Regions from separate parts of the Homo sapiens genome. Here regions 1, 2, 4, 5, 6 and 7 are each linked to region 3. A link is a loop called in an ENCODE intact Hi-C map of the cell type or tissue named here. Cell type or tissue: PC-9. All regions are shown on one strand.

Region 1 (4,000 bases), 66 kb after region 3:
CTGTATAACCTGTGCACATTCTCTCACATACTTTAAATCATAACTACACTACTTATAATGCCTAATACAATATGAATGCTCTGTAAGTAGTTATTATACGATATAGTTTAGGAAATATACAAAAAAAAAATCTATACATGTTCAATACAGACACATTTTTTTTTCCAAATAATTTTGACCCATGGATATGGAAGGCAGGGATACAGAGGGTCAACTGTATTTGTCTAACCCTGTAAGCAATCTATTTTGTAAATGTAACAAAGGGCATACTAAAGGTCAGTCTGCAAGCCCAACCACCTCAAAAACTCAGGAAATTTATATTGGGCCCCCTGAAAATAGTGGGAGCAGGACATTAAGGCTGAGAGCCAAGTCTTGGGTCCTCAGATTCAGAACCTTCAGGAGGATGGGGGTTTTAGTCCATTTTGGATGCTAATTACAAAAATCATGAACTTGGCCAGGTGCAGTGGCTCACATCTGTAACCCTAGCACTTTGGGAGGCCGAGGCGGGTGGATCACCTGAGGTCAGGAGTTCGAGACCAGCCTGACCAACATGGAGAAACCCTGTCTCTACCAAAAATACAAAATTCGCCAGGCATGGTGGCGCATGCCTATAATCCCAGCTACTTGGGAAGCTGAGGCAGGAGAATCGCTTGAACCCGGGAGGCGGAGTTTGTTGTGAGCCGAGATCACACCATTGCACTCCAGCCTGGGCAACAAGAGCGAAACTCCGTCTCAAAAAAAAAAAAAAAATCATGAACTTATGGTTTATAAGCAAGAGAAATTTATTTGTTTACAGTTCTGGAGGATAGGAAGTTCAAGATCAATGTGCCAGATGATTGGTGTCTGGTGAGGGACCCTTCCTCATAGACAGCACCTTCACGTTGTGTCCTCACATGGTGGAAGGAGCTAGCTAGCTCTCTGGGGCCTTTTTTTTATAAGAACAGTAATCCCATTCATGAGGGCTTTGTCCTTATAACTTAATTACCTCCCAGAGGCTTCAGTTTCTAATACCACCACCTTAGGGGTTAAGATTTCAACATATAAGTTTGGCGGGGTGGAGAGAAATAAACATTCAGACCACAGCAGAAGGTTGCCCTAAATTCTGGAGTCGGGGAGGGGGGAAGTATCGCAAGAAAACAGGAACACTGAAAGACATGGGCTCCTTCTCAGATCTTAGAGAACAAAAGAAAGAACTAAATGGAGATGTGGGAATCACAAGGCCATAGTTTAGGGTCTCGCAGTGCCATTGGCAACAAAGCCTGAGAGCCTAGGCGATAGAGGCAGAACACCCAGAGGAGAAGCCCCTTCCCCTTGCACCGTGAGCCTGGTGTTTGCAGCTTGGTAGCAGTGGCAACAGAACAATCAGCTCTCCTACAATAAACCAGGGACGGAACAAACAACAGCAGCAGCGGTCGCAGGGAAACAGAATCTGTGTTGGCGTGCAGGGAGCAGGCAGCGTCTGCAAAGTAGCGCTGGCAACCACAACAGAGAGGCCAGCAACAGGAGGAGCAGGAGGAGCGTGAGTCACTGGGGTCTGGGGAGGGCAGCAAGGGAGGAGGGCAGAGGAAAGAGGCTGCTCTCCTGCTGGTAAACATCCCCCAAATCAGCAGAGCAAAACCAGGAAACACCAGAATATCAACCTGTGATTACACAGGCAGATTCCTGGATCCTACCACAGAGCTGCTACATCGTAATGTCGGAGTGCGGGGAGGCGGGTAGAATCCAGAAATTTGCATTTTTTTTTCAGGTCAGACAGGTAATGTACCGGGTCATAAGGAGGTTCAGAGGGTGTCACGTCTTACACATGCCTGTGAACACCCAATCATCATGCTTTTGAACTACAAAAGAATCGAGATATTTGCATTTTAAAGAAGTTCTCAAGGGGATTTTTAAGCAGTATTACCCACAGGCCTGAGCAACTGGGAGCTTTGCCCTGAGCCCTGCCTTTTAGAGGGCTCAAGGCTAGCCTTCTTCCAGCCACGCCCCTCAGAGCTAACATCCTACAAGACAAGGGAACATGCCCAGCGGAACCCCATGCTCACCTAGTACATGACACCCCCTACCTAGACCATGCGTCTGGTACCCAGGACCCTGGATTCATGCCTAAATGGCATTGAGACCAATTCCATGGCCTGAATGGACCTCTGGCCCAGGCAGCGCCTGTTGTGTGCTTCTGCAGGTGGACCACACTGCATGGTGTGCACAACTCTGGAAGGAAGAGTTCCTCATGGGCTGCTTGGTGGACTTGAGTGTTGAGCTGACCATATGTGGTCTCCAAGCCTGACCCTCTGCAAGAACAGGAGCAGGAAAAGAAGCAGGGGGTGGTGCTCTTCCTTGCCCTTCATGCTCATTTGTGTTCCCAGCTCACGTATGTTAAGGATATCTATTGGCCTAACTAGACACTTGCACATTATTCTTGGCTACATTTTTTAAAGTCACAGGGGTTTTAATTTAGTTAATCTTGTTTTGTCTGGTTTTACTTTGTTTTTAAACACCAGAGAGGAAAAAGAAAGCTCTTAGGGTGAAAATACCAATTATAAAATGAGTGAATCCTAGAGTTTAATTCCTTTACAAGTTTAATCATTTTACAAGCTTTGATTTTTCCCATGGCAGATGAAGTTTTGGAGAACCAGGCTTACATGATTAAGTAGCATCTTCAAATTTTGAATTCATAGAGTTAATTTAGTGTAAGTAGTATCCATTGAGGGTTTTTTACTGTGTTCTCCATTGTCCTACACAGTGACAGGATCAATAAGATAGGATGAATATCCTCAAAGCAAGGCCATTGGATAATTCAAGTTGTACACATGAAGAGAAAAAAATAACATCTGTGCAAAGGAGTATGTTATTTTAAGTGCTAAAGTGAGAGCCCCAGACAAGGCTAACTGCAATAGGAAATTAACAAATCTCCAAGATCCTCTCCTTCTGTTCTCAGTGTTGTCTTCTTCTAGAGGACACACACACTTACACCCCACGCCCCCAGCCCCCAAAGCAAGGGGCTGGTGCTTTCAAAGTTCAGGCACAAGCAAGATTAGCGAATGACACTCTGTGCAATAATGCTTACTTAGTCTGTGGTTAAGGAATTTTTTTTTTTTTTTGAGACGGAGTCTCACTCTGTCATCCAGGCTGGAGTGCAGTGGCACGACCTTGGCTCACTGCAACCTCCACCTCCCAGGTTCAAGCAATTCTCATGCCTCAGCCTCCCAAGTAGCTGGGAATACAGGTGTGTGCCACCACGCCCGGCTAATTTTTGTATTTTTAGTAGAGACGGGGTTTTGCCATGTTGGCCAGGCTGGTCCAGAACTTCTGACCTCAAGTGATCTGCCCGCCTGGGCCTCCCAAAGTGCTGGGATTACAGGCGTGAGCCACCGCAACTGGCCAAGGATTTTTTTGTTTTTCATGTGAGCAAGGAGAGAGATACAACAGTTCAAACTGTTTCCCTTTCTTTCAGTGATGATCCATCCACTGAGCCTTGTCATCTACAACAAGCTCTGCGTTTGTCAGTCCCAGATGGCCTTTGATTGGCTGAGTGTCATCTGTGTTTCTTTCTGGGTGGAATATTGAGTAATAAAATCTCAAAAGAAATTAACTTATTCACACTGTTGTTAAAGCAAGACATTGGTCTCGCCCTAAACTTCCCATCACACAAGCCTAAGGCATCTGACTCAGTACTTACAACTGCCCTGAGGTAATGTAGTATCTGGTTCACTTTTTAGCCAATGAAGCGTGCTGTGGAGGACAAAGAGCAGCAGAGGCAGGAAGCAGTGACAAGGAGTGAGCTGGGAAATTCCAGCTGCCCTCCTGTCCTACTTACAAGGAATAGGTATGACTCATTTTTAAGATGCAAACAGATGCTGACTTGGCTAACAAAATCCTATGCAAAATGTAACCTCTCTAAGACCTTGTTTCCTTTTCTGGAAAAAATAAAACAGATAAGCTATTATATTTGGACACCTGGATACTATTGTTAAGTACCGGTTTAAAAGAATAGGCATACATG
Region 2 (4,000 bases), 300 kb after region 3:
ACAGAGTTTCGCTTCTGTTGCCCAGGCTGGAGCGCAATGGTGCAATATCCGCTCACCGCAACCTCCGCCTCCCGGGTTCAAGCGATTCTCCTGCCTCAGCCTCCTGAGTAGCTGGGATTACAGGCATGTGCCACCACACCCTAAACACAATACTAAAAATTTTATATTTTTAGTAGACACGGGGTTTCTTCATGTTGGTCAGGCTGGTCTCGAACTCCCAATCTCAGGTGACCTGCCCGCCTCAGCCTCCTAAAGTGCTGGGATTACAGGCGTGAGCCACCGCGCCCCACTTGCTCATAACTTTTTAATAACTATAACAAATTTCTTGACAATCTGACCTTAGGCATGCCTAAAAAGAAGCTGGAACACCAAAGACTCTGGTGATGTGTTTACTTTCTAAAGCAACAGGAAAGAGGTGGCCTTCGGAAAGGGTCTTGAGATCTGGATACAGAAAATGCATGTTGAATTTGAGCAATGCCTCTCATTAGCTATGCACCTTTGAGTAGGTTGCTTACTATCCCTGAACCTTTGTTTCTTCAACTGCAAGATGGAAATATTGTCTAGGAACAAGATTGTTGGACATCTCAAGTGAGATTATGAATGAAAAAAGTATTTTGTGAATTAAAAGCACTGTGCAAATTGTTTGTTTGTTTGTTTTTTGAGACAAAATTTCTCTCTGTTGCACAGGCTGGAGTATAGTTGCACAGTCATAGCCCACTGCAGCCTCGAACTCCTGGCTTCAAGTAATCCTCCTGTCTTAGCCTCCCAAAGTGCTGGGATTACAGGCATGTGCCGCTGCACCTGGTGTTAGTTATTATTAAATGCTTATTACGAGGTGATTTATTCTCAAGTCCTTGTAAGAAGGGGATAGAGAAGAACTTTCAGAAAAAAAGAGAAAAAATCTTGGAAAATGGTGAAGATGTAGATTAAACCAGAAGCTACTCTATTTAACATCCACCTTTTTAGACCCTCGGTAATGGATGCTGAATAACTAGCATTGAGCACAGATGAAACTGATTTCTTCATGAAACTTTGCCCAAGAGTGAGATGAATTTTTTAAAATCAATATTTGTATTTAAAGATTCGAAATGTCCTCATCATTTCTAAGTAAATATGTACATAGAGAAACTGCAAACTTCCCTAAACTAAAGGCTTTTAAATGAGCAAATAAGAAACCTCATAAACATTTAATTTTCATCTATTTTGTTCACTGAAGTATTCCCTGTGCCTAAACCCAGTGCCTGACACAGAACAAGTGCTCATGAATTACAATGTGTATATAAATACCGCTATAATTTTGGGGGACTAGTTTCTGACTCTTACACGGTTCACTAACAAGACCTGCACTTGCCATTCCAATGAGAAAAAGTCTTTGGTTAGCTGAGATCTTGTGCCTCAGTGATAAATGCTTTTTACATGAAAGTGTTGAGTGCAGCTGGCATCCCTCCAAGAAATGTAAGGCTATGCAATGCACTCTTACTTGTGGCCTTTGAGAATATGGTCTCCTACCAGCAAGAGGATGGTTGCGACATCAAGTGTTTCTTGTTTTAAAAACAACTTACATGTATGCAACTTACTTCTTTTAATAGCCTCTTTGATATGTGTTATTTCACTTGATTAGCTCAACAACCCAGTGAGGTCAGCAAATGACAAAATCTCCATTTTGTGCTTGAGAAAAATAAGACCCGGCAAAGGGAAGTAGTTAATAAGTAAGGAGAGGGAAGAGAAAAATCTAAGTTGAGTCCCTTAAATTCTTGTCTAATAATCTTACCCCACCATGATGTATACAAGTAGTCATAATGAATACACTGCTCATTATTTATCTATGGAAAGATATCTAAATGCAAAAAAAATCAAGCAATTACTGTATTTGGTCTAAGTCAAAGCAATCTTCACTTGAACATAAATGGTCCAAAAATGCTTTCAAAGGGCATTCTGTTTTCTGGGTTTTCTGAGTCATTGCCTTATCTCCACGTTACCCCTTCATGCCTGAACACAGCTTTTGTGGATGGTGTCTTACTGCTGAGCATTCATTACTACCTATTTTCATTCTGTTGGGGAACATGTTCTCTGATTTCTTGTCCTTTATGATTTAAGGAATAGCCTTCTTTTACATAATTTCTACTTCCTCCACCCTAAGCAAATTATGACAGTGATAAATACACAAAAATTGAAGTCCATGAAAAAGGACATGAAATCTTATTTATGAAGGAACTTCATGTAAAAAGTTTGCCCCCTGATGGAATAGTGGTGACATGACAAATAAAATTGGAAAGAACTATGTCGTTCTGTTAAAGACCAACCTGACACTCTTTATCATTACCTCTTTATTATTATTACTATTATTATTATCTTTATTATTATTACCCTTTATTATTATTAGCAACCTGACAGCTCTTTATTATCATTTAAAGAGCCTCCTCCTCCCCACCACCAATTAGGCTGAGCACAGTGGCTCACTCCTGTAATCCCAGCACTTTGGGAGGCCAAGGTAGGAGGATCACTTTAGTTCAGAAGTTCGAGACTAGCCTGGGCAATACAGTGATACCCCATCTTGAAAAAAAAGAAAATTATAAATTAAATGAAGGCCCCCCCAAATTATATGTCTTACTTCCTGATATAGTTTGGCTCTGTGTCGCCACCCAAATCTCATCTTGTAGCTCCCATAATTCCCACGTGTTGTAGGAGGGACCCAGTGGGAGATAACTGAATCATGGGGGCGGGTCTTTCCTGTGCTGTTCTCATGATAGTGAATGGGTCTCACAAGATCTGATGGATTTAAAGACGGGAGTTTCTCTGCACAAGCTCTCTCTTTTTGCCTGCTGCCGTCCACATAAGATGTGACTTGCTCCTCCTTGACTTTTGCCTTCCACCATGATTGTGAGGCCTCCCCAGCCACATGGAACTGTAAGTCCAATAAACCTCTTTCTTTTGTAAATTGCCCAGTCTTGGGTATGTCTTTGTCAGCAGCCTGAAAACAAACTAACACAGTAAATTGGTAACAGTAGAGCGGGGTGTTGCTGAAAAGATACCCGAAAATGTGGAAGTGACTTTGGAACTAGGTAACAAGCAGAGGTTGGAACAGTTTGTAGGGCTCAGAAGAAGACAGGAAAATGTGGGAAAGTTTGGAACTCCCTAGACACTTGTTGAATGGCTTTGACAAAAATGCTGATAGTGATATGAACAATAAGGTCTAGGCTGAGGTGGCCTCAGATGGAGATGAGGAACTTGTTGGGAGCTGGAGCAAAGGTGACTCTTGTTATGTTTTAGCAAAGAGACTGGTGGCATTTTGCCCCTGCCCTAGAGATTTGTGGAACTTTGAACTTGAGAGAGATGATTTAGGGTATCTGATGGAAGAAATTTCCAAGCAGCAAAGCATTCAAGAGGTTACTTGAGTGCTGTTAAAGGCATTCAGTTTTATAAGAGAAGCAGAGCATAAAAATTTGGAAAATTTGCAGCCTGATAATGCGATAGAAAAGAAAATCCTGGCCAGGCGCAGTGGCTCACGCCTGTAATCCCAGCACTTTGGGAGGGCGAGGCAGGTGGATCACGAGGTCAGGAGTTTGAGACCAGCCTGGCCAACATAGTGAGACCCAGCCTCTACTAAAAATACAAAAACCTAGCCAGGCATGGTGGCAGGTGCCTGTAATCCCAGCTACTCAGGAGGCTGAGGCAGGAGAATGACTTGAACCCGGGAGGCGGAGTTTGCAGTGAGATGAGATTGTGCTGTTGCAATCCAGCCTGGGTGACAGAGTGAGACTCCATCTCGAAAAAAAAAAAGAAAGAAAAAAAAGAAAAGAAAATCCCATTTTCTGGGGAGAAATTCAAGCCAGTTGCAGAAATTTGCATAAATAATAAGGAGCTGCATGTTAATCCCTAAGACAATGGGGGAAATGTCTCCAGAGCATGTCAGAGGTCTTCATGGCAACCCCTCCCATCACAGACCTGGAGGTTTAGGAGGAAAAAAATGGTTGCATGGGCTGGGCTCAGGGTCCCTCTG
Region 3 (4,000 bases):
TGAAGTAGCCATACACAGAAGTTCTGTCTAGTGAGGACACCAGATACAGGGAAGTAACTGACCAAAATTAATACCATTTGGCTTCAAATCCTTCAGTAAGTCTATCGGTAGCAGCAGTTGAATCAGAAGCAGAGGAGGCCAGGCATGTTGGCTCACACCTGTAATTCCAGCATTTTGGGAGGCTGAGGTGGGCAGATCACCTGAGGTCAGGAGTTCGAGACTAGCCTGGTCAACATAAAGAAACCCCGTCTCTACTAAAAATACAAAAATTAGCTGGGCGTGGTGGCACACACCTCTAGTACCACCTACTCGGAAGGCTGAGGCAGAAGAATCACTTGAACCTGGGAGGCGGAGCTTGCAGTGAGCCAAGATTGCGCCACTGCACTCAAGCCTGGGTGACAGAGTGAGACGCTGTCTCAAAAAAAAAAAAAAGAAGAAGAAGAAGCAGAGGAGAGCTGCACATTGTGAGGCAGGCAGGGAGAGAATTGGAGAGTATGTCTCTCTCCTTTTCGAATTGTAGCATGCCCCCCAAGTCATTTCAAAATTCCCCCAACATTCTAGGGGAAAATTCATGAGGAGAATATGAGAGAATATAAAATAGATGTGATAGAATATGAAATCAGTCACATAAATTGTGGGACATAGTCAAAGTTTGTGTTTTCTAATTCAAAGTTAAAAAGTCTGATTTCTTTCCCATTATCATAGCGAAACAGGCCATGTCACCCCAAAATTTGCTGATGTGGCATGTTGATTATTTTGAGCTAAAGTCACCTGAGAAACAGCAGATGCCGGAAAGGGCTATGTGATCTGCCCTCTTCTACCTGTCGTAAGCCAAAAAGATTTATTTAAGAAAGTTGCCCTCCCTGTACCAGAATAAGAAAATAACTCTTATCACCATTGACTGGGAGTTGATGCTGCAATGGAGCTGTACAAATAAACTTTCTAAACTATCCCTTATCTTCCTCTATCTTTACACCTCCCTAGTGAATTCCCACAATTTACTGCCACTGGCCCAAACCCCTTTGTCTTGTCAGCTCTTCATGAATTTATGGTTTCTCTGTCTAAAAGGTATTAGAGCTTTCTGCTTTGTCCATTTCTTCAGGTCTTCTGCTGTCTCATGAGGGTCTCCGCGTACATGTAAAAATCAATAAAACTCATATATTTTTCTCCTGTTAACCTGTCTTACAGTGATTTAATTCTTAGACCCAGGTGAAGATCCCAAGAGGTTAGGGAAGAATTTATCTTTCTCCCCAACAATAGAAATTAGAAACAAACTAACAAAGACAACAGCAGAATGATGAGTATACTCTCATACCTCTCCCCGTCATAGATGCAGCCCCTGCCCCTACCATCGCCATATTAGTAACACCATGCCTGGGCAGGAGAAGGGGGCCCTTTGATGGAAGAGCAACAAAGGAGGTCACTGACTGAGGGTCTGCACTTGCCACCAACGAGGCTGCAACACAACCAGCCAGAGATGAGCAATATCCAGTCAGTTCCAAAATACCCTTCAGTCTTTGAGAAGCCTAGGTTTTCGCCTGTTTCCATTTTTCTTTTCTTTTCCTTCTTCTTCTTCTTTTTTTTTTTTAAAATAGAAATGGGGGTCTTGGGGCTGGGCACGGGGGCTCATGCCTGTAATCCCAGCACTTTGGGAGGCCGAGGTGGGCAGATCACCTGAGATCGGGCGTTCAAGACCAGCCTGACCAACATGGAGAAACCACGTCTCTACTAAAAATACGAAATTAGCCAGGTGTGGTGGTGCATGCCTGTAATCCCAGCTACTCAGGAGGCCAAGGCAGGAGAATTTCTTGAACCCGGGAGGTTGTGGTGAGCTGAGATCATGCCATTGCGCTCCAGCCTGGGCAAAAGGAGCAACACTCTGTCTCAGAAAAGAAAAGAAAAAAAGAAAAGAAAAGAAAAGAAAAAAGAAAATGGGGATCTTACTATGTTGCCCAGGCTATTCTTAAACTCCTGGCTTCAAGCGATCCTTCCACCATGGCCTCCCAAAGGGCTGGGATTGCAGGCATGAGCCACCACACTCCGCCAGATTTTTGCCTGTTTCTGTTTTCTGAAATGCTGGTTTTGGGTGGAGATATCTAACTTCCTTATTCCATGTGTTCTTTCAATAAAACTTCTCTTAATTACAGTGACTTGAAGGTTTCTCTCCTCTTTGAAAACTGAACACTATTTTCAATAATTATCCAATTTTTCCAACCATTTCAAAAGAAATTCTATCTTCACTCTAAAGAATTTTACTCACATTTTTAACCTTAAAAAAAATGATTCTTTTCTCCCAGAGCAATACTGTTTTAACAGCCCTGAGCCTAGTCAAGATAATAGTTGTTGTATCACTTACTTCCAGCAGATGGCGCTATTGCTGGTTCACACACCCACTGTCCTAGGAAATTTAATCTCATTACTAAGTAAATACCAACAACTGCTTCACAAAGGTAACTGCTTCTCCCTCTTCCTGAGAACTCATCACAGTTTTAACAACCACCATCTCCCTAACTGACCCATTGGACATTTAACAGCTGTCTTTGACGGTTCCATAAGTGTAAGACATTGAGCATCTGATACCTAGGGATGTTCTCCAGTCACTGCAGGCAACTTAGAATCTAGCAGGAGAGGTGGCCATTTAGCAAATAATCCCACAGATACATAACCATGGCTTTGATTTGTGCTTCAGAAGGAAACACGCACACCTGCTTGCTAATGCCACACATGACCAAGCCTGAGAGGTGGGACCCAAAGGAGAAGTAGGGGGTAAATTCTGAAGGAGGAGGGAGAGGCAGCCTCCCAAGGAGAGCTCACAGCAAGGTGCTGAGGCTGGAGGATCACGGCACCTGAGTGGAACCAACAAAAAGAGGCCAGAGCTTTGACACCAATGATAAGAGTAAAAGAAAAGAGAACTGACTGATGCCATTGATAAGTTCCTGGCTTTAATGATCCCCAAGTTTATATCTGTAATGATCTTCCCTTCCAGGTTCCACATATATGTTCCTGCTTGATGTATCCTCTTAGCTGTTTCAAAGGTAACCCTCAAATATATGTGTAGCTTTGACTTCACCATCTTCTCAGGTCTGTAGGGCTGTCTCCTGAATGTCAATGAATAGTGAAACTCGTCATTTAGTTGTGAAATTCAGAAAACTGTAAGAGTCCTGGAGTTGTCCTTTACCCTGCTGATCAAATCCTGTTGATGTTATCTACCACATCAGATGGTTTTTTTGCTCGATCAGTGATCAGCAAAAGGGCTGTTCTGTGTATTGTATGATATTCACCAGCATCCCTGACCACTACCCACTAGATGCTAAGTGTGATCTCTAAACTAGCAACTAGCGCCTCCAGGTAATTTGTCAGAAATGCAAATTCTCAGGCCCCATCCACGACCTACTAAATCAATGATACCCAGATATCTGCATTTTAACAAGGTTTCCGTGCCAAGGTGCAGTGGCTATAATCCCAGCACTTTGGGAGGCCAAGGAGAGAGGCTTGCTTTAGCCCAGGAATTTGAGACCAGCCTGGGCAACAGAGTGAGACCCTGTCTCTATTAAAAACAAACAAACAAATAGCCATGGTGGTCCATGCCTGTAGTCCCAGCTACTCAGGAAGCTGAAGTGGCAGGATTGCTTGAGCCTAGGAGATGAAGGCTGATCAAGGTTGCAGTGAGCTATGATTATACCACTGCACTCTAGCCTACGCAACAGTGTGAGACCATCTCTAATAAATAAATAAGACTTCCAGGTGATACTCAAATCCACTACAGTTTGAGAACCACTGCTTCAGAAACCCACTGCCATGAACCTATTCCATCACTTCTTACCCGGGCTACTGCAATAGCCTTGTAATTATTCTTCTCCATATTCACACTTCCTTCTACAGTGAATCTCAATCCTGACACACTTTATAACCTACTGGGAGCCAACCTAAACTAATTAAATCAGGATCTCTGTGGGTGACACCAAGGCTTTGATATTGTTTAGAAGTTTCCTCTGGAAAG
Region 4 (4,000 bases), 150 kb after region 3:
CTAAAACAAAAAGAAACTAAATTTCATGAATTTCTCATTTGGTGAAATGGGCTTTTGTGAATTGGCCATTGAGTGAGTTTTCTTCAAGAGTCTAGGGGAATTTGACATTCTGACTATTTGACAGACTCCACCAGGGGGAAGTGAGTTATATGAGTCAAGATTAATGGCATGGGCAGAGGAGCTTCTGTCCCACTTCCTTTTTAGTAGCTGAGAGCATACTGTGTCTCTTGTTGCCTCTCTGTCAGCTTGTGGATAGCAAAGTGTGGGCCTAAACTTCACGCTTCCAATACGCCGCCAAAGAGAACATGGAACTTGATTGAGGGCCTGATTAGGAGCTTGATAGAAGATGTCTTGACAAAAAAGATGAGATGACCTGTTAGTGGTGAGCCAGAGATGGTTCACCGGGTCAGAGACCTGCCTATTAAATTATAAGAAACTTTGCAAGCCAGTTGTTAAACACAGCAATACTTAAAAACAAAGATATTTCAACTTACATTTAAATTAATTCTATTAAAAATAAAGACAAGAAATATTCAAAATTGTCACTCCATAGTTATTAGACTACATTTTACATATTATCTATGTTCTTGAGCTTATATGTATCTATTGTATCTGTAAGGCAGATCTTTTTCCAACTTCACATTTGGTGACACCACACTGGTACCTTGAAATGCCAAGGCAGAAATGTTTGCACCACAAAAGTCTGCAAATACCACAAATCAGGGCTCAAGTGACTCAGAACCAACTGCTAATCATACTGCGGTCTACACTGCAGGGCAGACTTCCTGTTTGAAGAGCTAGGAGAGGTTAGCACAGTGACTCATGCCTGTAATCTCAGCACTTTGAGAGGCCAACTGGGGTGGACCACTTGAGGTCAGGAGTTCGAGGCCAGCCTGGCCAACATAGTGAAACCCCATCTCTATTAAAAATTAAAAAAAAAAAAATTAGCCAGGCATGGTGGCACATGCCTGTAATCCCAGCTACTTAGGAGGCTGACACACGAGAATTGCTTGAACCCAGAAAGTGGAGGTCAAAGTAAATGGCACCACTGCACTCCAGCCTGTGCGACGAAGTGAGACTCTGCCTCAAAAAAAAAGAGCTAGGAAAGTCACACTGGACCTCTGCAGCACTAACAAGGTAAGGTCATGTCAGCAAGGATAAGAATGGTCCATGCATTACACCAGTTACAGGCTTCAGTTCATATGCCAGCAGAACACCCCAAAATTGCACCAGTCCCTCCCAGTGGTCATGAGTCCAGGGAGCAGCGCGGACCAGCCATGACACAGCAGAGACCAACAATGTCAAAAGGATGCCAAGAACTCCCAATGTCCTCTGTCCTGCTGAAGTCGCTTAAGCCTCACATTCAGATGTCATCTTGAAGAGAAACAGAGTGAGCAGAAACCTGAGAGACTGAGCACTTTATCTAAAAGAGATAAAGAATTTACCTAAAGTCATGATTTTCTTTATAAAATTGAATAAAATTCTGGTGAGACTAAAACTGCACTTGTCACCCTTTGGGTTGGGGGTGGTTGAGTGAGGATGATCTTTGCTGACAACAGACCTAGTATATAAAAAAGGAGCCATACTTTGTTGTTGTTGCGTATTTGAAAACAGCGTAAATAACTTTACACTTCTGCTACAGTGGTGATTTTGAACTTTTTTCTCTTTCTGTGACTCTAGCCAAAGAGATAGTGAACTTTTATTAAGGGATAAATACTATTAGTATCTTCCATTTGCAGATAAAGAAATCAAGCCTCAGAAAGTCTCTGTAACTTATACAAGATGACCCAACCAGGAAGAGGATGAGTCAGGTCTTGAAAGGAATGTTGGTATGTCTGCAAGCGTTCCGCCCTGGTTTTACTGCTTGTTATCAACCCTTTTCAGGCCTTTTCTAGGTCCTTTTGGCTGTATAGGTACTTCTGCAAGAACTGAGACAAAACAGGAGAGAGCATCCTCTCAGGGAAGCATCTGGAAGAGGTAACCTGGGGACAAGTCAAGTCAGGAAGACTATTACTTTAGAAACTGACCATGAATACTTTAGGATCTAGGACAAGAAATGAAATGTCACTAGAAAGGAAGTTGAGATCAGAAACTAAGTGCACAAATCATGAAGAAGGTAAATGGGCCACAGGACTGGCAGCTAATAGAGTTAAGAAACTGGGGCAATGACTGAAGTGTGGAGAGAGGTTGGCCTGTGAAGAACTAAATCCAGGAATCCTGAGCAAGTGTTCCTTTCACACAGGGCCCAGTTCATCTTGCCAGAGCAGCAGTAGCCTCATAAAGGAGCCAAACCAGACATGAAAACAGCCTCTCTTCACTCACTCCCTCCCACTGCCCTGCATGCCCCAAGACTGCTATCTCCATCTGACTCTTAGTTGTCTTGAAAAATAAGTATTTTTGTTATTTTATGGAAGTAATTTATGCAGGTAATTTTAGAAATTCAAATATAGAAAGGCTTAAAAGAAAAGCAGAAGTCACCTGTCCCAACCTACTCCTTTTCCAGTCCAACTCTTCATACTTTGCATTCAACTTCCATAAATTTCCAAATGCCCCATCCACTCCCATGGCTCACACAGAATTGCACATGCCAGAACCTGTCCCAGTATTTCTTTTCTGGTTTTATTATCCCAGAGAGATGGGGAGGAGCCCAACACAAAAGTCCCAAAATATAGAGCCTTGGTGAAAACAAATAGATTGAGAGCCAGAGTAGGCACGGGAGGGAAGCAAGGGTGTCCACCCAGGCCCCTTTTGTTTCACTGATTTCCATGGGCGGATGGATGTTTCTCCCCATTGTCTGGGGTGTATTGTATACTTTGCAAGCTCAAGGGAATGAGTCAGCTTCTCGCTCCTCCTTTGCTTCCCATCTACTGATAATGCAGCTCTCTACAACCTGTTGATCTCCATTAATAGTAAGAAGGCCATCAAACACAATTTGAGTTCAAAAACACATTTTTCCGTTTTGGTAGCAGAACTTTCTTCTGAGGTCTAGTGTTGCAGTGGCTCAAGTTTTCCTTTGTCTGCCATCCTAAAGGACATCATTCTTGTATTCACTCATTCAGCAAACATTTGCTAAGTATCCACGCTGGGCCAGGCATGTGATCAGCACAGTGGACACAGTGTAAGTGCACAGTCTGTGCCCTTGTGCTGGAATGATCTAGGAAGAAAGTCAGATAAAAAGGCCACCACAAGTCGGTTTGATGGAAGCTCTCACAGACAAGTTTCCATGGACGCATTAGGATAGGCACTGCACTCCTGATTGAGTGGTCAGGGACAGCTTTCTGGAATGGGGATGTCGAGGTGAGTTTTGAAGGCGAACTATGAGCTAGGGTATCTGTAGAATATCTAGGGGCACTGAGTGTGGCCAGAACAATCTTTCTCTGATCACAGCCCCAAAACTGCTGAGATATTCACAGTACCTGGCCAACATCTGTCAATTTTCTGGATTAACATCCTAAATCTTGACTTTTTAGGCAACGGCACCTGAATCCCAGCAGATATTGGCTGTTATAAGCCATTTCCCCAGTTTGAGAACTCTATCTTTGGTCCCAGGTCTCTGCAGAGCTAAACAAGGCACCTTGTTCCAGCAGCCAGCCCTCCCCTGCTCTTTGGGTCTGCCTGGACTTCTGGTCCAGCTTTGTTGCTTCCCGAAACCCAGTTCCAATATTTGTCACCCAGATGCTTTCTTCCTCTCAGAAGGGTCTGACCTCTTCAAGGCCCTGAAAGAGGAACTAAAGTGCTTCTCACAGCTACATCCCCACTGTTTCAAGAAATTATATGAAGGATAGAGGAAGACACATGGAAGTCTCCGGAACTTTAGCCAGTCCAGGGATTTCACTTCAGTGTTTCATACCTTTATCTAAACACTTGGGTAGCTGTTAAACTGAAATTTGTCCCAGGAAAATAATATTTGGAGCAAATAGATTGCAAAAAAAAAAAAAGGTTTTATTTTGGTGGAAAGAAAGCAATAACACTAAGGGATAGAAAAGTGGAACCAGGACGG
Region 5 (4,000 bases), 230 kb before region 3:
GCTGCTAAGACACTGCCATCCATCAGGCTGAGGATGGTGGAACTCAGGAAGCATTGTAACACCCCCTCTGGGGCTTTAGGGTCATAGGCACTTGGGCACCATTGCATTCTCCTCAAGGTGACACACCTGGTCTGGCCACGGGCCCCACATGGAGCTTGCTCCTGTGTCAGTGCCCAGTGTGTCTCGCCAGATCCCGCACTCACTTGCCCACGTGCTTCCTCCCACAAGGGGTTAAGCACAGCAGGCCGAGTAGACAGGGTGCCCCTCTGTGAGTCCAGTGAAGAGGCTGAGAAACATCCTGTGTCAGTACAAGCTCAGTTATGAAAAATCATGCATGAAAGGCAAAACAGAATATAAAATGCTAAAAAGTTGTTATTTCAGGTTTTCAAGATTATGGGCCATGTTTCTTTTCATGTAAAAATATTTCTACAATGTTTAGGTTTTCTAGCATAAACACATATTATCTTTGCAGTAAGATGAAAATATATGAAAAATAAAATTGTCATAATGTAAGCAGGGATGTATATAAAAACCTAGAGAACTATAAATTGTTCAGAATTATTGACATAGATGGGAGGAAACATCAGGTGTCAGGAAATGCTATAGAACAATTAGAATTGCCTTCATCTGGACATCTTTAAATTGTCAACTATTTACGATAAATCCACTTACTAGCCTATTGGAATAATTTCTTGGAAAATTTACCCTCTCTAGCCAGGTCTTATAAAACCAGACAAGCTAGAATATCTCATCAAATTGCTTTACTGAATGGATAAATATACTATAGCCATCTTACCTGAAAACTTCCCTACACTGGAGAGCAACTAGCCATCACTGTGATACCTCCAGTAACCTAGTTCAAATTTATATTTCCTAAATTCCTGCTTGCCCAGGATCTAGATAGAGTCAGACAACCTTCACCAGGAAGGTTAAGCAAATCACCTAAAACTTGGGGTTCATAAAGATGACAAGCTATGAGGCACCCACTAGTACAAGCATACAAGCATTCTCACCTCATTTCTAGAGCAGGACAATCCTTTCAAACTTTTAAGTCCAGACAAATAAACAATGCAAACATCCTTTGGCTCTAAAGTGAGGAAACTGACATGAAAAAAAAAATCTAAATAGCATAGAGATAACCCTTCCCAGTACTCCATTGAAAATATTTAAAATTCCCTGATTTCTCACAAATCACCCTAAAGAACTGACTCAAGTAACCAAACACTACTTGTTCCCCAATAACCTATGGAAATTAAAAAACAAATAAATAATTTTAAAAATAAAAAATAAATTTCCCTGATTTCAAAATAGTGATTTACATGCCATAATTTTGCCTAAGTTTGCCAATTAGGAAAGCCAGAAGAGTTAGGGCTTAAGAAGCTGAAATTGTGCAACTATTGTTCATGTCTAAGACGTATTGTAAATCTGAATGCATCTGTGGAGATCCATGTTTACATTGTGTGGTTTCCCTTACAGGCAGCTAGGGTCCTTTGCTATGTTTTACTGAGAAGGATCAACTTCCAATTAATAGCTTAATGCACACCTAAACTTATCCTGGATAATAAGTAGTGTGAATAATTTGCAATTAACTAAAGCCTTTGAATGGCATATTCCTTGAACTTTGTACTCTGAGATTGGTTCGGAATTTATTGAGACGAATGTCTCATCAAGACTGTAATTTCATATTTAGTCTCCAGATGTCACTGTCTGCATTATTTATTTCAGCCCACTTGGAAACACACACACACACACACACACACACACACACACACACACACACACAACGGAATTAACAGAGCTTCTCAACATCAGTTCTCTGAGTAGACAGAGGTCCAGCTAGTTTAACTCGATCAGCTGGCTTAACATTTTCTTGTTTTCCAGCAAAGCAATAACTCAGACTACTGTTAAGAGTGAAAATGTCTCTTATATACTTAGTCTGTCAGCAATGAACCTTTTGACTTTAATTAAATAACTTGGGTCTGACAACATAATGGAGGAATTATATGTGGGCATTACAGCATCATGCATATCATTCACATGGCTTTTTACAGTCTCATTTCCTTCACTGAAAAGGAGAAACAGCTCAAGTGCATGCTGGCCAGTGAATCAACATGCAGAGATTCTTGGGAGAACTTGTAGTAGATTCATTTCTAAGGCCCTTTAGGGAAAGAAACTTCATCCTCCAGATCCCAGGGACTTAGGTTTCTGATATGTGTCATAGAGAGAAGAGAGCTCTGTCATAGAGAACTGTAGAAATGTGTATCTCTAAATTGGATCAAGGAGCCGTTGTGACTCTCGATTCCTGACTTGAATGATAATTAGGAGAGAATATATATGTGGAACAGCCTTAATTTTTTTCACTAGCATGTGATATTTTGGATAACAAATTGGGTGGCCCTCCTTATGCTCATTAGTATTTAGTAATAATTCTCTTTCCTAGGTAAAGTGTGGGGTATTCTCTCTCTCTCTGTCTGTCTCTCTCTCTCTCTTTTTAAGGTAGTAATGCACAAGAGAAGTAGTGATAGCTGACCACGTCTGGATGTGACGGCCCAGAGTCAGGCAAACTCACATCCAGACCACTGTCATCAGACCTTGCTCTTAGCTATCCTCTAACATGGAAACAGCTCAGATTCACCATACATATTTTACCCAGGCAGAGCCTGGAAAAGTATAAAGTATTTTCTCTTTTATGATTCCCAAATGAGGAAATAGACAGAACTTGCCTAAGAATCTCCATGTCACCTATTGAACCTGAATACCCAAAGGATCTCATTTCTTTCTTTTTTTTTTTTTTTGAGACAGAGTTTTGCTCTTGTCCTCCAGGCTGGAGTGCAATGGCACCATCTCAGCTCACTGCAACCTCCGCCTCCTGAGCTCAAGTGATTCTCCTGCCTCAGCCTCTCAAGTAGCAGGGATTACAGGCACCCACCACCACACGCGACTAATTTTTTTTTCTTTGTATTTTTAGTAGAGACGAGGTTTCACCGTGTTGGCCAGGCTTGTCTCGAACTCCTGACCTCAGGTAATCTGCCTGCCTCAGCCTCCCAAAGTGCTGGGATTACAGGCATGAGCCACTGCGCCCAGCCGGGATCTCATTTCCACCAACCAAAAATGTCATTGTTTGGGGGGAAAAAATAGCTTATACAATGAATGACCATTCCCACCTCCACCCCCGAAAGAACACGATGCCTGAGTCAAATTTCAAAAGCAAGAGACCTGAATGGACCACAATCAAAAGATGGTGGGAGGGACACGATCATGTACAAGACAGGCATTGTGGACAGGAAGAGGATGAGCAGTAGCATGCCCAGGTAGAAGTTATTTGATCTGGAAGCTTTGAAGACCCTGGCCTCAGGAACATTGCAGCACATAACGGCCCAGCACTGGAAGTACATGGATGTATGGAGTCGAAGGATATTGATGCCTGGGAGGCTGGGAGCAAAGAAGGAGCCCATCCTAGAAAGAAAACAGAACTCTGCTCAGTTTTGAGTCTTTACTCCATAACAAAGTCACACTGCACCTGTTTATTTGACATCATGCTTCTTTTCCAAAGGCAGAAAATACACTGCCACTTTCAACCAGACAAACCCTTTTCATAAAGAAACTGCACTTATCTATTTCCAACTTCTAAACACATTTTGCCACTTTCCCCATTATTGTAGGAATTGCATATCATAATTATTTCATAGAAAGGATGCTGTAACTAACTATACCTACTATCATTAGTGAATTTAAACTACAACAGAGTAAACAATATTTACAATTGTTTTACTTCTTTCTTCTAATTCTAAAATAAACTTTCCCCAACACTTATATCATTGACTAATACACCTATAAATATAACTTGTTAAAAATAATTAACCCTTAAAGTCACTTCTTCTACTCAAAAAAACTGTACATTTGCATTAATCACTTCTGTCATGAATAATTAGTTTTTGCTTAATGACAGGAGGTCAAGGTTGCAGTGGGCCACGACTGTACAAATGAAAAAAGTTTTTTG
Region 6 (4,000 bases), 310 kb after region 3:
ACTAATACAGGATAAGAGAAGAGAGGCATTGGCTCTAGGTATAGGAGACAGAGCAGAGCACACAAGGATTAGGTCCTGGCCCTGCCACATGGTGGCTATTGATCCGATTCACATCTATACAAACTGGTAAATTGAGTGTACCTGGTGAGCCCTATGGGATAGCCTGCTGTAAGTGATAATGTCAAGGGAGACCTTGATGCACTCTAGACAAGTAGAGAGGTGGATCAAGCTTATATCGGAGACTATCTTCAGAGTCCTTCTGCTACTTTGTAACTCCTCCCTGACTCCCAAGAGACATTTCGACTTACCCTCTCCTGGTGTACTGCTGCTCCTCCTTTCTTTATCTAGCTTGATAAACCACTTCACATCAACACACTCTGAGAGTTGGCTGTGAGCAAGGCCCTCAAAGATCAACAAACCACTATTCCTCTCCTGAAAGAGCCTTCCATTTATAGACTACTTTGTGTTGGGAATATATTGCATTTGCCTCTAAACTCAAAGTTAGAGGTTAATTGCAGTCTCTTTCAGCGGGACCTGAGATTCTGCATCTCCAGGAAGCTCCCAGGTGATGTTGCTCCTCCTGGTCCTGAGACCACACTATGAGTACAAGGAACTAAGGGACTCTGCAGGTGTAGGAATAAAAGATAGAACAGGGTACCCAACAAATGCATGCACTCTCAGGATGAAGGGAATTCAGTGACTCAAATCAAACTGCGTGTATAGATTCTGGTTCAACTTAGGTCCAAGATTTGTCACAGCCACCATGAATAAAACCTGCAGCATGACTTGGTCTTGTGTGTCCCTTGCCTGGGAGGCTTTCACAGAGAAATAGGTAGGATAACAAGGGGGCAAAAAAAGTTCCATTTTGTTCAGTGCATAGATCAAATATTCCAGGTTGGAAAGGACTTTCAAAGTCTTCTTCAGTCACCTAACCTGTGGTTGAATCACCCCCATGTCATCCCTACCAAGTCATTGTTCAAGCTGTGTTCAGATACTTGCAGTGATGATAAACTCACCCTTCCCAAGACAGTCCATTTCTTGTTTGGGCAGCTGTGATTGCAGAAAATTCTGTAGAACAAATAACATTGTTTTGTCTCCAAGTTACCAATGACTTTCTGAATGTTACCTTTAGAGTCATTTAAAACACATTTGTAGGCCTTTATATATTGAAAGATGGCTCCCTAATCTGTATCAAATTTTCCTTTCTACAGGTTAAATATCACCAGTTTCTTTACCTGATGCTGCTTTGTCATGCAGCTTGGTCTCAGATGATTCTTAGATGGTCCCAATGAACATATTCCAGTGTTTTCATTGGAAAGAAGAGACTCTAGATGAAGCGGGGATACAAGCAAAATTTAAAGGCAATTTTCTAGCCATAATGAGAGATATGTGTTTAAAATTCAGGATACTGAGTTCTAGAGGGTTCTAGCCACATTGGGTGAGGGCCATGCTTACTCTACACTCCCACGAAGTATACTTAGCTTTAGGCTCCTTTTACCTGAAATATGTAGGCCCAGGTGACCTCTTCTCTCAGGTAACTGTTTCTCAAAACCATGTCCTCAGAACACCTGGATTAGAATCACCTGGGGTCCTCTTAGAAATGCTGATTCATGAGTCTCACCTTAGTCCTATGAAATCAACAGCTTTTGTGGTAGGGACAGCGGAAGCTACTTTATTTTTTCTTGAGACAGAGGCTCGCTCTGTCCCCCAGGCTGGCGTGCAGTGGCGAGATCTCGGCTCATTGCAAGCTCCACTTCCCAGGTTCCGTCATTCTCCTGCCTCAGCCTCCCCAGTAGCTGGGACTACAGACGCCCGCCACCACGCCCGGCTAATTTTTTGTATTTTTAGTAGAGACGGGGTTTCACCGTGTTAGCCAGGATGGTCTGGATCTCCTGACCTTGTGATCTGCCCGCCTCGGCCTCCCAAAGTGCTGGGATTACAGGCAAGAGCCACGCGCCCGGCCAGAAGTTACATTTAAACAAACTGCCCAGGTGGTTCTGCTGAATATGAAGGGGGAGAACCATGGTTCTAGCCTGTACTCTCGGATCTCTGCTTGTCTTGCTCTTTATTGCACCAACTGAATGGGAATAATAGGAAAGCTCAACAAAGAAAAATGTCAACTGCTTCAGGAATTCTAAGAGGGAGAGCGAGGAACAGAAAAAGAAGGAGAACAAAAAGGAGGAGGAAAAGAAAAACTTTCATTCCTTTTCTTATAACCCAAGATCCCCCTTCCCTAATGTTGTAGCTCCTGCAGGTACTTAAAATTTGGCCTCAGCTGCAGCAGCCTGCGGGTGTTGGCGTAAAGGACCTCGCGCTCCCTCTAGAGGCCGACAGTAATAAGGGCAGGGAGAACTGAAGGGTAGTTGAAAGTGAGGTGAAAAGAGACGCTTGTTAACTAACTCCCTTGGCATCATTCACTCTACAGTCTTCTAGCACATCAGTTCTCAAAGTGTGGCCTGGGGAACCCAAAGAAGGGTCCACAAAGTCAAAACTATTTTCATGATAATATAAAAATTTGCCTTTTTTATTCTCATTATGAATATAGAGATTTCCAGAGGCCACATGACATGCTGCACTCCCAACAGATGGAATATAGAAGCAGATATGAGAATCCAAGCTTTTTTTTTATTAAACCAGGCATTAAAGTTATTTAAAAACAATGTAGCTGAGCGCGGTGGCTCATGCCTGTAATCCCAGCACTTTGGGAGGCCAAGGAGGGTGGATCATTTGAGGTCAGGAGTTCGAGACCAGCCTGACCACATGGTGAAACCCCGTCTCTACTAAAAACACACAAAAAATTAGCCGTGCATGGTAGTGCATGCCTGTAGTTCCAGCTACTCAGGAGGCTGAGGCAGGAGAATAGCTTGAACCTGGGAGGTGGAGGTTGCAGTGAGCCAAGATCACACCACTACACTCCAGCCTGGGTGACAGAGTAAGACTCTGTCACAAAAAATAAATAAATAAATAAAAAATAACAGAAAAAAAAGCTGCTGTTCTAGTTTTTTGAAAATATAGCTATTTCTCATTTTTAAAAAATGTTATTTATATTAACATATAATAGGTTTGTTATTACTTTTAAGTGAATGAATTAAACTTTTTGTTTTAACTTCTAATACAGTAAATATCTAAATATAATCGACATGAACAAAAACTCTGGGCTCCTCAATAATTTATTTTTTTGAGACGGAGTCTCTGTCGCCCAGGCTGGAGTGCAGTGGTGTGATCTTGGCTCACTGCAAGCTCCACCTCCCGGGTTCACGCCATTCTCCTGCCTCAGCCTCCCAAGTAGCTGGGACTATAGGCGCCTGCCACCACACCTGGCTAATTTCTTTGTATTTTTAGTAGAGATGGGGTTTCACCATGTTAGTCAGGATGGTCTCGATCTTCTGACCTTATGATTCACCCGCCTCAGCCTCCCAAAGTGCTGGGATTACAGGCGTGAGCCACCGCACCCGGCTCCTCAATAATTTTTAAGAGAGGTGAGGGGTTCTAAGTTTAAAAAGTCTGAGAATCACTGTCTTCAAACTTGGCTGCCCATTGGAATCAACATAGGAAGCTTGAAAAAAATACTGGTGCCTGGATTCCACGCCCAGAGATCCCTATATAATTGTTCTGGTGTTTAGCCAGGGTATTGAGAAGTTTTTAAGCTCTCAGGTGGTTCTAATGAGCAGCCAAGGCTAAGAACCACAGCGCTCGTCTAAGGATATTATGGATGTCAAAACAAACACGGCCATGGCTAAGGATGGAGAAAGCAAATATGGTCCATAACAGCAAATACAGACAGAAGAGCAGGAAAGAGTGGACTATCATGTTACCCCAAAAGTACAACAGGACAAAGGAGATATTTTGTAGCTCTAGTAATCAGACAAAAAGTTTTTCTCCTGCCAAGGATGTTGGATTTATTCATACACCACTGCTTCACCAGCTGGGGAAAAGGAAACTAGGTTAAAATGCCACCTAGGTGAGGATTTGAGCAGTTTGGGAGACATAAAGTAATAAA
Region 7 (4,000 bases), 590 kb before region 3:
TTTGGTGAGCCTTTACTGGGGATGGAGACACCAGGTGAGGCAGTCCTCAGGCACCAGTGGTGGCAACAGCTGGCGGGGGGGGGGGCTGGTTCTTGGGACTTCAGGCAGTATACATGGGTGTTGGTGGTAGTGGGTCGAGGAGGGCCAGTCCTCAGGCTTCCAGGCAGTTTTCTTAGTAGTGGCGGTGGGCTGGGCAGGTGGGTAGGTCCCTGGGTCCTCAGGTAGTGTGTGTGGGGTTGGCAGTGGGCAGAAAGGGTCTTTCCTCAGGATCCTTAAGGTGTACATGGGTGCTGGCAATGGCAGTGTATTAGTCTGTTCTCATGCTGCTAATAAAGACATACCCAAGACTGGGTAATTTATAATAAAGAGGCTTAATTGACTCACAATTCCACGTGGCTGGAGAGGTCTCACAATCATGGTGGAAGGTGAAGGAGGAACAAAGTCACGTCTTACATGGCAGCAGGCAAAAAGAGCATGTGTGGGGAACTTCCCTTTATAAAACCATCAGATCTTGTGAGACGTACTCACTGTCATGAGAACAGCATGGGAAAGACTCTTCCACATGACTCAATTACCTCCCACCTGGATCCCTCCCATGCCACATGGGAATTATGGGAGCTACAATTCAAGATGAGATTTGGGTGAGGACACAGCCAAACCATATCAAGTGGGCAGGTTGATCTGTCCCCAGGCCCCAGAATGATGTGTGTTGGCACTGGTGGTGGTGCTGATGGTGGCAGTGGGCATCATGTGTCTTTCCTCAGGCCCCAGAACCAGTCTTTAGGTCCTCTGAAGGCATATGCAGTTGCAAAGTATTCTTGCCACTGAAGGGGATAGTTGCTGTCAGTGGCAGTGGCAGCCATCTCTCAGGCTCTGAGGAGTGCACACTTCTGATCTCTTTGTCCTGGGGCAGCCTCCCTAGTGTGCCTCACCACACATTCCTTGGGGTGTAGGACACTGTGTTGGCTAAAATGCTGGAAACCCTGTCTCACTGCCTGGTCTAACCAGCATTGTGCTGCTGCAGCCCTCTAGGTGAATGCGGAGGGATGTCAATGGTTCTCCAGGGATGTGGGGATGTATGGGACTGTTGGGCCTGAGGGAAGAAATGCAGTCTAGTGGGATCTGAGTTCTCAAACTGATGCCATGGTGCCAACTTCTTGGGTCTCAGTGGGTGAGTGTGACTCAGCATTAATTCCCTCTTTGGAGTAATGCCATTGTGTGGACTCCAGATGAATTCCAGTCTTCTCTTTTAGATGTTCTATTCGATGGATGTGCAGTTATGTACTGCATTGGTTGTTCTTTGTGGAGGGGACGAGTGCCAGGCACCTTTATTCAGCCATATTGAAGCCCCTCCCATCCATTAATACTATGCAAGGTAAATCCAAATTATCTTTCTGGTGCTTTATTTCAAATAAATATTATAAATATATTATATAAAATCATTCTATATTTCCACAGTGTATATATGTGTGTGTGTGTATATATACTATATATATACACATATATATAATATATACTTCTTACCCATTGTTGACAATTTTAGTTATTTTATATTCTTTAAATTTTTTCCCCAATATTTTTCATGCCTAGGGCTTATGGGTCCTAGGTTAGATTTCAGACCTTGTGAAGCAACAGAACATGCTTTTACATTTTACTTTTACATTTTGTAATACAGTACTTTTTCATTTTTTAATTATTTGTATACACTTAGAAGGAAGTTTTAAAACATTACCACTAGATGGCAGAAAAGATCAAAAGTTGGATGAAACCAGAGGCAAACATTTTCATGAGTGATCATTTAAAATAAATATTTTTATCTTTTATTATAAATTGACAATTTATGATTATATAAATTTATGGAGTACAAAGTGATGTTATGGTTTATGAATACAATGTGGTATAGTTAAATTAAGCTAATTTATATATCCATTACCTCAAACAATATTTTTTTGTGGTGAGAACATTTGCAATTTAAATTTTAAAATGTACAATTCTGTATTATTAACTACATTTCTCATTCTATGTCATAAAACTCAAAAGAATTTTTTCTCTTTTCTGAGATGTTGTACCATCTGACCATCATCTTCCCATTCCTCCCACTCACTGGTCTCTGTAACCACCATTCTGCTCTCTGCTTCTGTGAGTTAAATTGTTTTGGACTCCACATGTAAGTTAGAACATGTGGTATTTGTCTTTGTTTCTGGCTTATTTCACTTAGCATAGTGTTCTCCAATTTCATCTATGTTGCCACACATGAGAAAATATCCTTCTTTTTTAAGGTTGAATATGCACTTGATTGTGCATATGTACCACATTTTCTTTATCCACCCACCTGTGCCTGGTCACTGAGGTTGATTAAAAAACTTGGCTATTGTGAACAGTGCTGCAATGAACATAGGAGTGTAGACATCTCTTTAACAAACTGACTTCAATTTTTGGGGGTGCATACCCAAAAGTGAAATTTTCGGATGATATGGTAATTCTTGTTTTTGAGGAACCTCCACCAGTTTTTTACAATACCTTTATTAATTTAAATTTCCATCAACAGTGTACAAGAGTTGAAATTGTACATTTAAAATAATTATAAATTATATTGCCAAATACTATAGCTAATGCATATCAAAAAATATGCTGACATACTTGGGAAATCTATGGAAATACTGAAGCCAACAGATTAAAAATTTCAGCCTAGTAACGCTATGCCTGTTTGTATCACAGTTGTGTCTTTTACAGCTCCCTAGAGAAAAACTTACAAGCTTTCTACAGGATATGAGAATCATGTTGAAAATATTATAGTTCATTTCTGTTCTTTCTGTCAGAAAATATGTTCTCCAAAAAGTGCAATAGATAAATTTCTTTATTTAGTATTCTAGCATTCTTTATTCCAACACTTTCCTCATTTTTCTAGAATAATTGGCTAATATCAAACATTATTAAGACAGTACGTCATCATTCTATAGTAAATATATTTACTAGCCAAGTTTTTCTATTTAAAATAATTTCATGGTTCTTAATTTTTATGCCACCATTTTATTGGAGAAAGGTTATACTGTTCTTCACTGTCAAATATGAGTAGTTATGATAGGATATTTTAGTTATCAAGGCTTTGCACTCTGAACAACACCATTTAGGCCCTTTAATCAAAACTCAAAGGATACTTTTAACGTCCACATAGACATACTCACCTCCTACCACAGAAGTAGGATAGTTTGGTGAAGAACCCAGTGAATCAGAAATTCCTCCTCTCAGCTCTGTTTTGATGTTATTTTTCACTAAACAGCCCTCATGATGATTTACCCATTATTTCACTGAAGAGGGTAATGCTGTCCTTAGCTTACGGTGGCAGCAGAAGCCATGGACATATATTAGATCAGATGCTATTTATTTTTGTTTTTATTTTTTGCAGATGGAAAATTCTTAAATGTTTTAAATGAAGGCTGAAGAGAACCAGTAAAGAAAGATTTAAAGTATGAAGGAGCAATAATATGCCCCCACCAATGTCTTTTCCTACTAAACTCATCAAAACAAGTCACAGAGAAACAATGGGCAAAATGTATTCACTTTTTAAAAATCTTCACTTAATACATGGTTTTGTTGCAGTGTTCTTTTATATAGGAAGTCAAATTTGTAACTTTTAAAAATAAATGAGATTTTTGTTTATTTGTTGTCTCGAAAACGTTTACAAAACTCACTGAAAGCATAAACAAAGATTTTTTTTGTACATTTAAAATAATTTTAGAAAAACTATCACATATGACTAGGACATACATTTACTATGAATCACAGCTTATATGTACAGCAAATGTACAATCCTTTTAATTTGTCTTCAGTTAATCTGACCTTTCTAATCTCCCTAGTTTTCATACACTAGAAATAAAAATAACTTTGTGTCTTACCTTATTTAAGATCTGATGATGACTGTCCTTCTTGGAATAATAGCAGTCTCTCACATCCCAGTTAACCAAATACAGACTTTGGCCTCCAATATCAAGGATCCCCC

What was found. A loop is a pair of places that touch in the nucleus more often than their neighbours do. Peaks named below come from ENCODE experiments on the same cell type or tissue, not always from the same donor. Only the 100,000 strongest peaks of a DNase experiment are listed, where the experiment ranks them.
Region 1: a loop joins it to region 3, with 5 times the contacts of the local background. A loop is called at or near these places in 26 of 110 quality-filtered maps.
Region 2: it touches region 3 in a loop (11-fold over the local background); 104 of 110 quality-filtered maps call a loop at or near these places.
Region 4: a loop joins it to region 3, with 4 times the contacts of the local background. A loop is called at or near these places in 17 of 110 quality-filtered maps.
Region 5: it touches region 3 in a loop (9-fold over the local background); 33 of 110 quality-filtered maps call a loop at or near these places.
Region 6: a loop joins it to region 3, with 6 times the contacts of the local background. A loop is called at or near these places in 106 of 110 quality-filtered maps.
Region 7: a loop joins it to region 3, with 16 times the contacts of the local background. A loop is called at or near these places in 5 of 110 quality-filtered maps.

What each region holds. Positions count from the first base shown.
Region 1 is chr9:72,525,086-72,529,085 of GRCh38, reverse strand. The region is part of intron 1 of TMC1 (transmembrane channel like 1); the gene reads right to left. LOC101927234 (a long non-coding RNA gene) reads left to right here and starts at 1,421. Exons shown (of 3, transcript XR_001746721.3): 1 at 1,421-1,519; 2 at 3,717-3,823. It overlaps LOC124902347 (small nucleolar RNA U13), which reads right to left and starts at 1,850; the gene lies at 1,747-1,850. RefSeq lists enhancers at 1,662-1,831, 2,172-2,221, 3,212-3,773, 3,774-4,000. In PC-9, no CTCF peak of the experiment used is centred here; DNase peaks (open chromatin) are centred at 1,605 and 3,705; H3K4me3 peaks cover 1,717 bases; H3K27ac peaks cover 4,000 bases.
Region 2 is chr9:72,290,584-72,294,583 of GRCh38, reverse strand. No RefSeq gene overlaps it. Among named protein-coding and RNA genes, the nearest start is that of LINC01504, 13 kb to the left of the region's middle. In PC-9, a CTCF peak has its summit at 2,137; no DNase peak of the experiment used is centred here.
Region 3 is chr9:72,591,302-72,595,301 of GRCh38, reverse strand. All of the region lies in intron 2 of TMC1 (transmembrane channel like 1), which reads right to left. Among named protein-coding and RNA genes, the nearest start is that of TMC1, 72 kb to the right of the region's middle. RefSeq lists an enhancer at 2,581-2,640. In PC-9, CTCF peaks have their summits at 2,185 and 2,385 (motif pointing right); a DNase peak (open chromatin) is centred at 2,371; H3K27ac peaks cover 498 bases.
Region 4 is chr9:72,440,274-72,444,273 of GRCh38, reverse strand. No RefSeq gene overlaps it. Among named protein-coding and RNA genes, the nearest start is that of ZFAND5, 77 kb to the right of the region's middle. RefSeq lists an enhancer at 1-81. In PC-9, no CTCF peak of the experiment used is centred here; DNase peaks (open chromatin) are centred at 763 and 1,823; H3K27ac peaks cover 2,827 bases.
Region 5 is chr9:72,820,298-72,824,297 of GRCh38, reverse strand. TMC1 (transmembrane channel like 1) reads right to left here. Exons shown (of 24, transcript NM_138691.3): 20 at 3,217-3,456. Among named protein-coding and RNA genes, the nearest start is that of LINC01474, 52 kb to the left of the region's middle. In PC-9, a CTCF peak has its summit at 1,705 (motif pointing right); a DNase peak (open chromatin) is centred at 1,707.
Region 6 is chr9:72,279,427-72,283,426 of GRCh38, reverse strand. No RefSeq gene overlaps it. Among named protein-coding and RNA genes, the nearest start is that of LINC01504, 24 kb to the left of the region's middle. In PC-9, a CTCF peak has its summit at 2,303 (motif pointing left); a DNase peak (open chromatin) is centred at 2,296.
Region 7 is chr9:73,181,848-73,185,847 of GRCh38, reverse strand. No RefSeq gene overlaps it. Among named protein-coding and RNA genes, the nearest start is that of ANXA1, 32 kb to the right of the region's middle. In PC-9, a CTCF peak has its summit at 1,717 (motif pointing right); a DNase peak (open chromatin) is centred at 1,767.